Regions from separate parts of the Homo sapiens genome. Here region 1 is linked to region 2. A link is a contact called in ENCODE Hi-C data. All regions are on one chromosome and are shown on one strand. Each heading gives the region's core, a stretch centred on a gene start or an enhancer-like site at or near the end of the contact. The rest is flanking DNA. Distances are from core to core; before and after follow the strand shown.

Region 1 (3,764 bases), core at 85-2,584, 4.3 Mb after region 2:
GACGCCGCGTGCCCCCTGGGCAAGTCCGGGGTGCAGCCCCCATGCCCCGCCCCCTGTGTCCCCAAAGCCTCCCTCTCCGCCTCCTGTGACTCAGTGACCCGGACTCAACCCCAGCGGCTGCCCCGCCCCCAGGGAAATCCGGGAAAGCCCCGGACCTTCGGGGCCCCACCCCGGGGCGGGGAGAGGGAGAGGAGGGGAGGAGACGGGGAAGAGTCCCGCCTCCCTCCTCCCTCCCTCCCATCTCCAGCCTGAGTCATGCCCCCAACCCGCCTAGCCTGTTCCCCACCCATCAACCCCTCCTCGAGGTGGGAGGGGAAGTCGGGGGGAAGCCAAACTGCTCCCCGCTCCTGCAGCACCGGCCTCGGTCGCGCTGACTCTGGCCTGGTGTCCGTGTCTCTTGCTATCTCTCTTTCTCTCAAGATCTCTGCGCCTGTCTCCATGTCTCTTTCTCTCTGTGCACCTAGGATTTTCCGAGCACCCACCCCGGTGCCCCGCGGGCCCCGGCTGGGGGCAGGGCCCCCAACGAGTGCAGAGACACAATCAGTGGAGCGCTCCCCACCCTCACCCCACCCCCAGCCCCTTTAGACCCACAGCTGATGAGGCACGTGGAGTGGCAGAGATGGAAGAGGGGAGGGAGAGGAATCGTTCCTGGCCGCCTGCCGAGTGCCAGTCCCTGCCCCGGGTGCGTCTCTTCACTCCCACTAAGGAGGAAACGGCTCAGAGAGGGGAAGTGTTTGGCCAAGGTCACCCAGCGAGTAAGTGGGAACCGAGATTCCAAACCCCGTCCCAGAGATGCCAAGGCCTCCTGAGAGACAGAGAAGCAGACAGCAACTGAGAGGCAGAGAGATGGTGACAGACACAAAGAGACAAAAGAGAGAGACAGAGACGGAACAGAGCACACAGAGACAAACGCGGGGTTGCGGAGAGAAACACCTACTCAGACAGGAGAACCAGAGAGACAGTTACAGACTCAGAGATAGAGATGTTGAGAGATAGGGCCAGAAAGACAAAAACAGAGGCAGAGAGAGCGGCCCTTGGCAGCAGGGGTGGGGACACCCCCCCACCCCCCGACCCCGCCTCCTCTCCCCCCACCCCTCCTTTCCTCTCCCTCCCCCGCCGAGGCCTGGCTGCCCCAGGCGCCGCGGGCCGGGAGGGGGCAAGCGGGGCGCGGCGCGGGCGGGGCGCAGGGCAGGCTGCACCTCAGAGCGGCGGGAGCAGCGGCGGGTCCAGGAAACCCCTGGGGCGTACGGGTGGCCCCGGGGGGGCCGGGGGCGGGGAGGCGGGCGGCCGGCACCGCCCCGGCCGACAAAAGTCCCTTCAGTTCAGCCGGCTGCAGGGGAAGTCCCGGCGCCCGGCGAAACCACCCTCCCGTGCAGCCGAGCCCAGCCGCTCTCCGGCCGCCGTCCCCGGCGGCCCCATGCCCCGATGCCCCGCGGGGGCCATGGACGAGGGGCCCGTGGACCTGCGCACCCGGCCCAAGGCCGCCGGACTCCCGGGCGCCGCGCTGCCGCTCCGCAAGCGCCCGCTGCGCGCGCCCTCCCCGGAGCCCGCCGCTCCCCGCGGCGCTGCGGGCCTTGTCGTCCCCCTGGACCCTCTGCGCGGCGGCTGCGACCTGCCGGCGGTCCCCGGGCCCCCCCACGGCCTGGCCCGGCCGGAGGCGCTTTACTACCCCGGTGAGTGGCCCCCGAGGGTCCGGGCCGGGTGGGATCCACACAGAGCATAGGGTCACCAGAGCCAGGAGGCAGAGCTTGAGGCACAAACCGGTGTCTCTCCAGGGACCTGGGGGACAAGAGGATATAAGCCCAGGTTCCAAGGATATAGATATGAGATCATCGGGGAGCCAGTAAGCTGTGCCTTGGGATCTGGGGATTTGGGGACCCTGGGGGGCAAAGCCCAGGGGCTGAGTGACGTGGGGGGGGGGGGGCCAGGGACAATGCCCAGTGGTACAAATATGGGGGTGTCAGGGAATCAGGGCACAGAGCCTGGTATCCTAGGGGCAAGAAAGTACAAGCTCTTAAGCCAGATGTGTAGCGTTATGAGGAAGCTGAGCTGGGCTGGAGAAACTGGGGTTCCCTGTATCCTGATATTATTAGAATCAAAGGGAGTCAGGGTAACAGAGACTGGGGTTCTAAGGAGACAGATACTGAGGATCTCAGGATGTCACAATCTCAGGAACCAAGATATCTGGAGACATGGGCATTATGAAAACAGAGATGGGGTTCTGAGCACCCCAATATCTGGGATCACAAGGATCCAAGGAAATGAACCAGAGCTCCAGGGACCCAGATACCAGGGGGTCTTGAGGACCCAGGAGAACAGAGACCCGGGTTTCTGGGTACTCAGTTATGTGGGGCCACAAGTGATCAGGGTCCTATTTGAGGTCAAGATCAGGTGGGCAGAAGGGATCAGGGGACTGAGGATCCTAAGATTGGGTAATTCTGAGACTTTGGGTAATTTAGAGGCAGGATGAAAATTTCAGGGGTCTCCAGACAGAAAGCCTCAAGGCCTCAAGGCCTGGTATTGGAGATACGAGGACCTGGAAACTTGGGAGTTCAAGAACAGAGGGCCCACAAGGATCAGCAGATGACGAAGACCACACACTCTTCTCTCCATCCTATCTCCATCCCTGATCTCAAGAAGGGGTGTCCTCTACCACAGCTGTGGCCACGTCACCATCCCCAATTGACCCCCAAAGCTGCAGAGAGCCGTTCTACAGAGCCCCAAAACTTTAGGTAGTTTCTGCACCCTCCACCCCATCAGCGTGACAGCTGGAGAGCCTCAAGCTATGTGCATCAGGAGTTCTGCCACGGCCTCCCAGCTTTCCTATTCCAAGAGTGAGAAAGCAGGCCTCAGTTTTCCCCGTCTGTGTGATGGGTTGGTATGGATTTGCCTGCTGCCATGGTCCCCTCGCCTTTGTTTGTTTTTGTTTTTGTTTTTTGAGACAGAGTTTTGTTTTGCTCTGTCGCCCAGGCTGGAGTGCATTGGCGTGATCTCGGCTCACTGCAACCTCCGCCTCCCAAGTTCAGGGGATTCTTGTGCCTCAGCCTCCCGAGTAGCTGGGATTACAGGCATGCACCACCACACCTGGCTAATTTTTGTATTTTTAGTAGAGACAGGGTTTCACCATGTTGCCCAGACTGGTATTGAACTCCTGACCTCAGGTGATCCGCCCGCCTCGGCCTCCCAAAGTATTGGTATTAGAGGCATGAGCCACAGCGCCCGGCCTGCCGTGGCCCCTTTTTAAACAGTTTGATCTAAAATTACCCATGCGTGGTGGTCAGCATCTGTAATCCCAGCTACCTGGGAGGTTGAGGCAGGAGAATCGCTTGAACCTGGGAGGCAGAGGTTGCAGTGGGGCAAGATCGTGCCACTGCACTCCAGTCTGGGCAACAGAGCGAGACTACATCTCAAAAACAATTTGAACAGGCTTCTGGTAACACCTCCTCTCTGCCTCCACTCTCCCCAAACCCACTCTACATTTATCCCACACCCTGCACCCAGCAATTCATCAGCCACAAAATCACTCTGCAGACAGTCCCTGGGGTCCCCTGCTAGGTGATGATGGGTGCACCCTCTGTTCTTAAGGGACCCTTTGTCTGATTGGAGATTGAGGTCAGAAGATAAGTGACAATGAGGGTGACCAGCCCTAGAGGGAGAGGAAGCTGCCAGAGCCCAGAGGAGGGACGTGGAAGGGGGTTTGTTTTAGGCCCTGAGGACCCTGTATGGGATGCAAAAGGGACCCAGGAGAAAGGGCAGGTGACACC
Region 2 (3,720 bases), core at 825-3,324:
CCCATTTAACTGATGAGTCAATGAGAGTTAAGAGACCGGTGATCACAGTGACAGAGTCGAGACTTGAGCCCAGGTGTGAAAGCGAACTCAGTTCCCTTACCCAGGACTGATACACAGCACAGAGTCCTGAGCTGGGGACACGAGAAGCCTGAACCTTGTAGGTGGTAGTAGAGGGGGTCTCCTGGGTCATCAGCTCTCTGTCCCAGGCCCGTGGCTGTGAGGGTCATGCCCGGAGCCTGGCACAGGAAGTTCAGGCGGGGCAGGGACAAGAGAGAGTGCCCTCCTTCTTCGTCCCTGCCTGGACAGGCACCCAGCCCAGGTTATATTTAGCCCAACTGTGCTCTTCCTGAGCCACGTACCCAGCCCCTGGGGTAAGGTGGGGGCAGCTTCGGAAGGAAACCCACAGAGAGGACTCTGTGTTCCCAGCTCTGCCTATCCCACTAGGCAGGGGAAAGAGGGGTGGGGAGGCTCCTGGGGAGGGTCCCTGCCTTGTGTTAGAGGCAGATCCACTGGGACCAGGCAGACACTCCAGATGCCAGCAGCCTATTTCTTGGGTAGTTACTGTGGCATGACCCTGGCATATGCCAGAACTTTCAGAATCCCCAGGGTCCCCATTTCTTGAGCACCTACTGTGTGCTAAGATCCTTCCTGTCTTGGCTCCTTAAATCTTTGTAACATCTCCCTGGAGTGGGTACAACTGAGATATCCATTTCAGATGCGACTTATGCCCTTCAGAGCAGCTGGGAGCGAGGGGTTGTCATTCGGAGGCTGCTGAGGGATCGGCTGAGGGCATTGCCCTTCTGGCCCTCTTTCCCTGGTGACTGCCACCAACTTCACTTGGGAACCCTGCCTGCTCAGAGCCTCAGCTTTCCCCCGCCACCAGCGTGATCTCTCATAGCAATGGGGGTCAGGGGTTGGGCTGACTCATCCAGACCTCTAAACATTATCTGAGGCCACCTAGGGGGTCAGGGGGAGTTAAGGCAGTGGCCTCTGGCTGCCTCGGTTAGTCCCTGCTCCAGCACTTCCCAGGTGTGAGGACTTGGGCAAGATCCTTCATCTCTGGGGCCTCAGTTTCTCCATCTGTAAAATGGAGCCAATAAGAAAGGCTTTGAAGATTTGTGAGAGAACAGCAGGTGCTTAGAATATCCCTCCTGTATAGTAAATGCTTGATTAATATAAACTCGTCTCTGACAGCAACAGGGAGAGTATGGAGGGAGGGAGCTGTGCTTCTCACAGTGTTGCACATCCAACCTTTGCTCCTCAGTGGCCCCCACTTTCTCTGCTACCAAAGGGGAGCTTTGGCTGAGAGACAAAACCCAGCTCAGGCACCAGCCTCCCAACAGGATCCATGCTGCCTCCCTAGCACCCTACTCCAGGGACCCACCCCAGGCCTCCTGCCCCAGCTCTGGTGTTTGTTAGTTTGTTTTTTGGAGACAGGGTCTCCCTCTGTCACTGAGACTGGAGTGCAGAGGTGTGATCACGGCTCACTGCAGCCCCAACCTCCTGGGCCCAACCCAATCTCCCATCTCAGCCTCCAGAGTAGCTGGAACCACAGGCATGCACCACCATGCCCAGCTAATTAAAAAAAATTTTTTTTTGTTTTGTAGAGATGGGGGCCTCTCTATGTGGCCCAGGCTGGTCTCGAACTCCTGGGCTTAAGCAGTCCTGCCGCCTCAGCCTCCCAAAGTGCTGGGATTATAGGCATGAGCCACCATGCCTGGCTGCCCTAGCTCTTTAAAAGCAGCAACTCATTTACTCGGCACCAGCCCTGTGAGGTGGCCTCCAGACATCAGCCCATTTTAGAGATGGGGAAACAGAGGCACAAAGGATGAAGTATCTTGCCCAAGGCTGCACAGCCAGAAAGGAGAGGAAAGGGGATTTGAACCACCAGCTCCAAAGTCTATACCTTTAACACCTACACCACACGGCTTCCTGAGCCCCCAGGCCCCCTCCCAGCACCTCCCGGGACCCTGAACCTCATTCCCACAGTGTCTCAGCCTGGCCAGGGAAGGGACCGGCCGGCTGATCTCTTACCGCTGAGCCTCCAGACACCTCGAGAGCTCCTGGTCCCGTCTGTCAGCCCTAGCCCTAGGCTGGGGGGGAAAAGGAATGGGGAGGGGGGAGGAGAGAGAGACCCCAGCCATTGGCTGCGGGGGTGTGACGTCACCAGAGGGTGGGTGGTGGAGAAACAAACATCCCCCTCCTCCAGCTACATCTATCCCCAAGGGGTGGGGGCCACGGGACAGCCACCAGCCGCCTCTCTCTTGCCTGGGCCGAGATCTCTGCCATGAGCTCAGCTTCAAGGATTTGCACGTTGGCTTCCTCGACTTGGAGAATCAGGACCCCACCCCAGCCCCACTGTTTCCTGGCTCCAGGACCCGGGCCTGGCCAACTGCCTCTACTGTAAACTCCTTTCACTCCCTCTCCCTGTCAACTTGGGTTCAAATCGCAGCGCGACCACTTCCTCGCTGGGTGACCTGCTGCCAGTCACAGCTTCTCTTTGCGGATAGTAAGAGTACCCACCTTATGGGGCTGTGGTGAAGATTAAACGAGTTAAAAGAGACTGAAAATGTAAGACAATGCCGGGCACATAATGAGGGTTACTAATAAGTATTTGGTATTATTTTTCACACAAATTAGGTGGCTGGCTCATCTTGCTGGGGGGTTTTGGCCCCTTTTCAGTAAGGCTGGGCACAGGGGACCCCCAGTTCTCTGTCTAATGGAGTTACTGTTTAGGGGGACACCTATCACATACTAAGTACCATGCTCAGTGCTGAAGCCCTGCTTTTGAATCAAGGGTGTAAAATGGGCTCCTTATGCTCCCCACCCTTTTTTTTGAGACAAGGTCTCACTCTGTTGCCCAGGCTGGAGTGCAGTGGTGTGATCATGGCTCACTGCAGCCTCCACCTCCTGGGCTCAAGCAATCCTCCCGACTGAGCCCCCTCAAATAGCTGGGACCACAGGTATGCATCATCATGCCCAGCTAATTTTTGTATTTTTTGTAATGGCAAAGTTTCACCATGTTGCCCAGGCTGGTCTCGAACTCCTGGGCTCAAGCGATCTTCCCACTTCGGCCTCCCAAAGTTCTGGGATTACAGGCGTGAGCCACCGCGTCCAGCTATGCCCAATTTATAGCTATGTGGCCAGGAGGTGGTGAAGCTGAGGTCCAACCCCTGTTCTCCTGGACCACAAAAACCCTGCTACACTCTTCTGCCCCTTCCACTTTGCAGACCAGAAGGCTCAGAGAAGGTAAGTGACTCTCCCAATATCACCATAGCAGGTCATTGGCAGGGGTCCAGAGTTGAACCCAGACCTGCCCGACTCCCAAGCCAAAGCTACCAGGCCTCACCCCCAACCCCTGGACCCTGGTCCAGCCCCCAGCCTGCCCTGACTCACCAGACCCCGGGGGGCGGCACAGGGAGCACAGGTACCCCCACATGCCACTTGAACCCACCCGGCTGCTGCCTCGGAAGCTCGTCGCTCTCTGAACCCAGGCCCCAGGCCTGGGCTGGGCTGAGGCTGGGGGATTACCCCCAAAGCGCATGTCAGCAGCTTCTGCCCCATTGTCCAGCCAGGCACAGACACCAAGCCCTGGCCTCTGTCGGCACCCTCGCCCCTCACACCAGCCTGGGTGGCCCCTCTGCAGACCTGTCCCCCATCTCACACCAGAGGGTTGGGGCCTACTTCAGAGGGCGTGGGGGACCAGGCCAGGATGGCAGG

The links. A loop is a pair of places that touch in the nucleus more often than their neighbours do. Pooled maps may share reads with other maps.
Region 1: a loop to region 2 is called in a pooled map of gastrocnemius medialis, with 7 times the contacts of the local background. The contact joins the promoter of BCL3 here to the promoter of PRX in region 2. A Hi-C loop is called at or near these places in 1 of 168 maps with a recorded cell type or tissue (ascending aorta) and 7 of 50 pooled maps.

What each region holds. Positions count from the first base shown.
Region 1 is chr19:44,747,374-44,751,137 of GRCh38, forward strand. It overlaps BCL3 (BCL3 transcription coactivator), which reads left to right and starts at 1,335. Exons shown (of 9, transcript NM_005178.5): 1 at 1,335-1,673. The coding sequence starts at 1,418. RefSeq lists silencers at 1-383, 444-573, 984-1,573.
Region 2 is chr19:40,411,304-40,415,023 of GRCh38, forward strand. PRX (periaxin) reads right to left here and starts at 2,075. Exons shown (of 7, transcript NM_181882.3): 1 at 2,035-2,075. RefSeq lists an enhancer at 2,885-3,533.